2 separate regions of the Mus musculus genome follow, and region 1 is linked to region 2. Evidence: chromatin loops called from intact Hi-C (ENCODE). Cell type or tissue: left cerebral cortex. All regions are shown on one strand.

Evidence for each region. Hi-C counts contacts between places; a loop is a spot of excess contacts. Peaks named below come from ENCODE experiments on the same cell type or tissue, not always from the same donor. Only the 100,000 strongest peaks of a DNase experiment are listed, where the experiment ranks them.
Region 1: it touches region 2 in a loop (2.8-fold over the local background); 1 of 42 quality-filtered maps calls a loop at or near these places.

The regions. Positions count from the first base shown.
Region 1 is chr16:93,936,135-93,940,134 of GRCm38, reverse strand. The region is part of intron 1 of Gm31012 (a long non-coding RNA gene); the gene reads right to left. It also overlaps a transcript of Cldn14 not described here. Among named protein-coding and RNA genes, the nearest start is that of Cldn14, 8.6 kb to the right of the region's middle. In left cerebral cortex, a CTCF peak has its summit at 1,659 (motif pointing left); DNase peaks (open chromatin) are centred at 1,658 and 3,836; H3K4me3 peaks cover 282 bases.
Region 2 is chr16:94,084,619-94,088,618 of GRCm38, reverse strand. It overlaps Sim2 (single-minded family bHLH transcription factor 2), which reads right to left and starts at 3,359. Exons shown (of 11, transcript NM_011377.2): 1 at 2,629-3,359. The coding sequence starts at 2,803. Gm31175 (a long non-coding RNA gene) reads left to right here and starts at 3,475. Exons shown (of 6, transcript XR_876272.2): 1 at 3,475-3,595. In left cerebral cortex, no CTCF peak of the experiment used is centred here; DNase peaks (open chromatin) are centred at 1,499 and 1,583.

The DNA.
Region 1 (4,000 bases), 150 kb after region 2:
CAGGTCAACAACAGACTCTTTTCCTCCTGTTTTGTTTCTATGTTGAAATTAAACACTCAGGCAGTTGCCCTGGGCTTTCTCCATGGAAGTTTTGGGCCCCTAACACACACCTATTTCCCTAACGTTGGAAGGCAGAGACCAATAGACCCATGAAGCCCACTGACCAGCTAGCTTAGCAGAATAGATGGGCTTCCAGTTCAGTGAGAGACCCTGCCTCAGAAACTAAGAAAGACTCCTGACATCGACCTCTGGTGGAGACACCCATATGAACACACCCATATGAACACATACATACACCAACATCCGTATGTACACACACATATCTATGCCACACACACACAAAGAAGGGAAATATTTTGTTGTGATATTGTTATCGGTATCAGTGATTATAACTTAGCATGTTGGAAGTTATTTTTCTTTGAAGAGCTGAACAAAATACGTATTTACTCCATTATTTAAACAAACAAAAATACACAGAAATAGAATTGTTGTTTTATATTGGGGGGTGTGCGTGTGTATGTGTATACCCACATGTGTTGTGTGCCTCTGTGTGCGAATGTATGTGAATGTGTGTCTGTGTGTGTGAGAGTGTGTTTTGTGTGTGTGAGTATATGTGTGTGAATGTGTGTGTGTGAGTGTATAAGTGTGTGAGTGTGTATGGTATGTGTGAGTATATGTGTGTGAATGTGTGCCAGTGAGTGTGTGTTTTGTGTGATAGTGTGTTTTGGGCGTGTGAGGATATGTGTGTGAATGTGTGTGTGGTATAAGTGTGTGAGTGTGTATGGTATGTATGAGTGTGTATGGTATGTGTGAGTGTGTGAGACAGTGTGTGTGTGTGTGTGTGTGTGTGTGTGGGTATGAGTATGTAAGTGTATGTGTGTATGTCTGTGTTGGGCATAAGATCAGGGCTTCTCAGAGGCTAAGCAGAGGCTCTGTATCTCCTAGTCCCCGATTTCTTCTCATTAGATTTGGCATAACTTTGCTCATTTGCTATGGATGTTGTAAGCGCTTCCTCCCAATGTTTGCCCCAGCGCAGTGGAGCTAACTAGAGCTGAGCTGTGACTCTAAGCATATCTCTGGAAGCTTCCAGGTTTTCATTTTCCCCTAAAGCCTACATCATTCAACCAAGGGGGCTATATACACCTGACAGGAGAAAGCTAGGTTTTGAGTCCTGCGAGAGCCAACACGCAGAGTTAACATGGGGCTGGTGTTTAAATTCAACTTACCAGGTTCCTTTACCCTTAGCTTGCCTTTAACAAGTCTGCAAAGGGTAGGCAGAATGGGCCAGAAAACACCACATTTCCATTTAATATTACTCTGTTTCGTTCAAATCAAGCATCGGCCTTTTCTGGTCATTGGTCCGGATCCCTCTGCACAGCCGCCTCTGTCATTCTGTGAAATGCAACTGCTGTGTCCACTCGGGAGTGCAGATAAAAGGAAGCACGTGTTCTCTACCGGCCTTTCGATTCACTTCCTAAATAAGCTCGTGCCTAGCGAGATATTTCGGATAGGCTATAACGCAGAAAAGCAACATGCCACGGCACCTCAAATTATGAAGCTTTAAAGTCTTTTGTTGATTAAAGGGGGCAACAGTATTTTTCCAGAACTTGGCTTTCAGAGTTCCTTTTGGATTCTGAAAGAGCAGATCACAGCGCCACCCAGTGGACATCAGTGGTTTAACGTTGGCGACAAGGAGACAGGTAAAGCCCCATTTAAATGCTATAAATTCACTTTCCATTCATTCATTTTCCCTGTCGTTAGTGGGGTTTTTTTTTATTGTGCCATATCCATAACAGATGGCATGTCACAGTTTAAATTATTTCCTTTATTGTAGACCCTTCATCCAACTGGCGCCTCAGTTTCACCAAGTACAAATTTACTACTTTGTGGGCACCATCCATTCATTTTTCAGGGACAGTTACTTGAATAGCCACCTGGTGTCCAGAGCTTATTGATGCATTGTGTGTTATTCATTGCACATGTCTTTGTTCCATCACATGCAAGCTCTTGATTGTGGTGCACAACACAGCGGGTGTGTGTGTGTGTGTGTGTGTGTGTGTGTGTGTGTGTGATCCATCGGTGTTTGTGCGTTTACAGATCCATCGCTTTGGGGCTTCGCTTGGCCTTAAAGCCCCTACCATTTGGCTGGGGGAGTGTTACTCACCTGACAAGGAAACCCTGACTGCATGTGAGAGTCACCCATAGAATTTCCTAAATGTTCATTCCCCAGAACACACTTCCCAGAAATCTGACATCTAGTCTAGAAGTGAGGCTCACACATTCCAAGGAACCTACTGTGTGCTGGTGTGACCTCTCTCCTGCTTTATGGTCAGATTCATGCCAGGTGTGTAGATGGCATTTGAGTGACTAGGCATTTCTGCTAAATACTTAGTGGGAAACATGATTTAAAAGTTCAGTGGTGGGAGGTGGAGGCAGGAGGTTTAGGAATTGAACTGCCTCCTAAGTGCACAGTGAGTCTGCCTCCTAAGTGCACAGTGCGCTTGAGGCCAGCCTGACCTATTTGAATCGCTGTCTCAAAACATGAAAAAGTAGACAACTTTTATTTCTTATGAGTAAAGTATTTATGGACAGAAAACCTACTACGTGTGTGTGCACAGGTGTGTGTGTGGGTGTGTGTGTGTGAGTTTGTGTGTGTGTGTGTGTGTGTGTGTGTGTGTGTGTACATGACAGTGGGAGCCAGAGGACCATCATGCATATCATTCTTCAGAGGTCATCAACCTTTTGTGAAAATGTTTTTACTAATTCTTTGGTGACTTCATACAAAATATTTTGTACGTGTTTCCCTCCCTCCCCCCTTCCTCCTCTTCTTCATCCTCCTCTTCCTTCTCCTCCTCCTCCTCCCCGTCTCCTTTTTGAAACAGGGTCTCTCACTGACCTGGCCTGCTGCTGGGCTGCAGTGAGCTAGCTACAAGCACACACTACCATACTTGACTTTCTATATAGTCCTAGTGATCTAACTCGGGGACCTGGTACTCTCAAGAAACTACCTAAGAGACAAACAGAAGCCATGATTATCAGCGGGGTCAGCTCCTAAATGCACAGTCAAACGATGTGATCGCTTCTAGAAATCCCAGCCATGCAGTATCACTAGAAATGAATGCAATTAGAACGTGAGAGCCATAGGATTCACACGGTGCCCCAGAAATGCTCAACTCTGCAAACCAGGAGATGGAGGATAGCATCTCCTTGGAATCCCTCTTCTTGGCTGAGTGGACTCTGCCCACTCCAGGACTGAGCCTGGCACTACAGAGTTGTTCTGGCTGTTCCTTGCCTTTATTGCACAAATCCTCACATCTGATTCATAATCCAGATATGATGGTACAAGCCTGTAATCCCAGGAGGTAGAGGCAGGAGGGCCAGAAGTTTAAGGTCATCATCAACTACATAATGAATTTGAGGTTCTCATGAGCTACATGAGGACATGTCATAGTGGATGGATGGATGGATGGATGGATGGATAGATGGATGGATGGATGGATATCACATAGGGAAAAAGTATGGCTGTAAATTTGGACCTGAGAGAATAGAATGTGTTGGGATGTGTCAGTTCTTGGGCGTCTGAGGCTGCACACGTGACCTTATGACTGACAGCAGGTTAGCTGCAGGCTGAGGGTCATATGAGGAAGACTGACTCTGCCTTCCCAAGATCTCATTCACTTGTCCAGCCCTGGCTTTAGACCTGCTGTATGGCTCCTGCATATGGGGCTGTGTGCGAACTCTCAATAAACAGACTTCAAAGGGGGAAGTCTGCGACCAAGCCAAGGCAAATACAACTATGAAAACCTAGCCTGGCTTGCCCCAAGGCGACTCCAAAAGGGAAATAAACACTGTGAATGAACAGGGAGCTCTGATTCTCTGCCTCAACCGGGAAAGCAGCTCTGTTTGCAGCTGGGGCAGGCTCTGGGCTCAGCTCCGTCCTCCTGCTAAGCCTTGGTGACCCTCGGGTTCTGCAACCAGCCTCTGGTGCTGTGAGAACACC
Region 2 (4,000 bases):
GTACTGCCCTGGCCACTAAGACCCTGAGAGCCATGGTCTTGGTTTGACTTCAAAGCAACCGTCCTCAGCCGACCCTGACCCTGGTTTCCCCAAAACAGGTTAAATCAATTACAAGAACACCTCTGGAGAAGGGAGTACATTATTTTGCATAACAGAGCTACTTCCAAAGACAAAGACTGCCCCAGACAGCGTGAGAACGGGTGCCACCGTGCCAAGTGATTGAGCAGTGAGTTCCTTACACCCTACCTAGGCTACCCTTTCTCCGAAGCATTCCTGTGACAGCATTGCTAGGAAGGGGTGTCGGAGTTAAGGCATTGCCTCCTTCCTTTTGCTGGCCTCACAATTTCGGAGCCATTTCTAGAGCTAAATGGTACCAGGCTGACCCCTTCAAGGAGTATCAAGCTTTAGAGTCACCTTCTATGAAGCAGAGGTGCCCTCCCCCACCCCACCCCCAATTGGGCAGCGTCTGAGCAATGCACTGGGGACGCTTGCTCAGGGCAGTGCCCACAGAAGGCCCACTCCCGCAGGAACCCAGAACGCAGCCAAGTGCCTTCTTATACACACCAGACTGAGAGCTTATTTAAATGGCTACTGTGCTATACACACAGCAGTGTCCTTATTTGCTGGCTAGCTCCCAAACAAGAATAGCTTACTTAGTCCTTTACCCGCAGTCCTCCCCCGCCAGTTAATCTCTGGTTTGTTTGAAATAACTGACAACATACCGTTTACTCTTCTGATAATTTTTATTTTTAAAACCCAGGAGGGTTTTAAAACCTCCTCAAGGCAGGAGGCCTGATCTCGAAGCCTATTTTGTAGCAAGCGGATAGGAAGGCTCCTTGTAGAACATCGGCTAACACCACTCTTCCGGGTGGAAAAGAAACCAACGAAAAGTTGCTGCTGTTGTAAAACCTAATTCCATATTTTAACCTTCCACGGAAACTTCAGACAGCAGCAAATCATCTCTCCTTCTCAGACCCAGGGGTCCTGACAGCAGGGAGCCAGGACCAAGAACTTTCAGCGCAGGGGGAGAAACCCCGAGGAACGTCCCTTGGGCCCAGCTGGGTATGCTTTAGGACCGCAGGGTGCTGGAGCAGGGCCCTCCCGAAGTGGGCCTGCCGGGCAGGGGCCGAGCCACCGCCTCTCGCTACCTCAGCTCCCGGGTGCTCTAAGTTCGCCGGCGCTTACTCCCGGGCCCCTCCGGACTGGAGGCTGGCACCCGCGGACCAGACAGCCGAGCTTCACCACTGTGGTGGAGGAAAATTCAGCTAAGACTCAGACAAAGTAAACACAGGCCGTGGGAGGCAGCCGCAGAGGGGGCTTACTGACCCCGCGCAACAGCACTGGTGGAGAAGCCCTGTGGCCCAGGGACACCTGTCGCCACCAGAGCAACGACTCTCCAAATCTCTGTCTTCCTTCCGCGGCGCTGGCTTTCCGAGAGGCCTGCTCTGCACTACCAGCCCTAAAGCCTGGAGGTGCTGGAGGCAACAGGCCTCGGAGCCCGGTGCTTTCTGACAATGTCAGAATCCCTCAGCCCCAGCCACAGACCCCAGACCTGATTCACTGCGGTGCCTGACCCAGCCGCCCGTCACCCGCTGGAGAGTGTCCATCCAGCAGGCCGCTATTTCCTACAAACCAGCGTCCACAGGAGAGCTGCGGCCCGGTGACAATTGCCCGCTGTAGCGCTTTCAAATCCTGAGATGTTACACTCAGGCCCACCCGCCACTTTTGAAATGATCCCTTTTCTCTTAACGGCAGCGTCCGAGCTTATCCAGTTTCTTGTCCTCCTGCCCGTATCATCGTTTCCCAGAGCAAAGGGAGGCAAGTTGGGGAAAACGATATAGGAGTCTCTCACTCGAATCTGCTCACAAACTCTCGGAGCCTCAGCGTTGGCCTGCGGTGCGCGGGCCTTCCTGTGCATTCAGCAGCTCAGAGAGGATAGAGCAGCGAGTCCTTGTCCACCAGCAGAAAAAGAGAGAAATGGAGGAGGGGGGAGCAAAAGCAGAGGCGAGAGAGAAGTAAGGAGAAGGGAAAAAATTATAATGGAGAGAGAGCAGGAGGAGGAGGAGAAGAAAGAAGAAGAAGAAGAAGAAGAAGGAGAAGGAGAAGGAGAAGGAGAAGGAGAAGGAGAAGGAGAAGAAGAAGAAGAAGAAGAAGAAGAAGAAGAAGAAGAAGAAGAAGGAGAGATAGAGAGAGAGAAAGAAAGAGAAAGAGGGAGAGAGAGAGAGAGAGAGAGAGAGAGAGAGAGAGAGAGAGAGAGAGAGAGAAGACCAGCATGGACTGGTATGGAAGGAAGGAAAGAAAGAGAAGCCAGTGAAAGGAGAGGAGGAGAGGGCCAGGAAAGAAAGGAAAGGGGGAAAGAACAACCGGAACGAACTAGCCTGCCTGTGTCAGCTTGGCAAACACTAACCCAGGAATAACGCTTGGTTTTCCCGACTCTGCCCAGAGCTTATACGTGATTGGATTGTCCCTCAGCCTTAGCTTAGGCCTGGGCCGAAGCCCCGGCGCGGCCTCCCCAGACGCGGCCACGGTAGCCAGGAGGCCGCGCGGGCTTCTCCGCGCACGGAAGCCTCCTTTCTGCAGCCGGCCGCTCAGCTCCCCCGCGCCTCGGACGCCCACCTGCAGCCTCACCTTCCGGGAAGACCGCGCGCATCTTCAGGTAGCTGGTGGTGAGTCGGATGATGGACGCTTTGTCCAGCTGCGAGGTGATGGCCGAAGGCAGCGGGAGCAGCTTGGCCAGCTCGTAAAACTCGCCATTTTCCTTCTCCCTCCTGGTTTTGGCCGCATTTTTGGACTTCTCCTTCATCGCGCCTCGGCTCTGGGCATATTAGACCTCGCTGCGCTCCAGGCCCGCGGAGTCCCGCTTGGGCTGCGGCAGCCGGAATGGGGACAGGGACGCCAGGGGTCAGGTGAGTCGGGGTGCCGGGCTCGGGCAGGTGCGGGAGACCGGCCTGGAGCACCCAACGTCTTCTGCAAGGCGCCAGCCCTGAGTCCGTCGCAAACCAGCTGCGCAGCCCCCCTCTCTGTCTGAGGCTGGAGGCTGGACCGTCCCGTGTGGACCTGATCCCAGCTCGCTCTTCCTTCTGGTCTCCAGTATCTCCCGCCTCGACCTTCCTGGGGCTGTGGTTGGCGGGCGAGCAGGCGCCGACCCTGTTTAGTCCTTAAAGGAGGGCTTGTACCCGCTGCCGCGAGGGCCCTCGGAAGGCAAGGGCGGCAGCGGCGGCGGCCGCCGCGGAGCCATGGGGCGGGAGCGGAGCGAGGTGGCAGTGGCCAGTGCCAAGCCTGAGCTCGGTGCGCTTTCCTGCCCTCCCCGGCGGTTCCGGCTTCCTTAGTCCGGTCGTCCGGAGCCCGCGATCGGTGGCGGGGCGCAGTTGCTCCGCGGTCCACGTGTGACCGAGCTGCGTTTGTTTATGGCAGACCCGCCTTCGGGCGGAGACTGGGCTGCGCGGGACCGCGGGAGGGGGGAGGGGAGGGGCCGTGGCGGGGGCGGTGAGCCTCGCCTCCGACCCCCGCCGCGGCCCGTGAGTCGCCGGCGCGCCTCCGCGTCGCCACCTCCAGGGACTGTCCCCACGAGAGACCGGCGCGCTCCCGGGGTAAGGTAAGCCGTGGTGAGTGCACGAGAAGCGTCGCGCCTACCCGCTCCGAGGTTGAGTGTCAGGGCCTGGGATCGAGGATGAGCGGCCGACGCGGTAAAGAAGGAAGGAGGGAGGGCTGCAGTGCTGGTTTCCACGGAGGCTCCGGGCAGGTCACCCGCGGGCGCGGCCCAGAAAAGGCGGCGCTAACAGCTGGCTAAGTGCCCGGCGACGGGGTGGCAATCCTGGTCTCACACTTGCACCTTCCTTGGGTGGCCGATCCGCGAGTCTAAAGGGGTGGCCCGAGGAAAAATTACTCCTTTCCCCTCCACTCATCCACACGCACGCGTGCACGACGCCTTCCAGGAGAGAGAGAGAGAGAGAGGGAGAGAGAGAGAGAGAGAGAGAGAGAGAGAGAGAGAGAGAGAGAG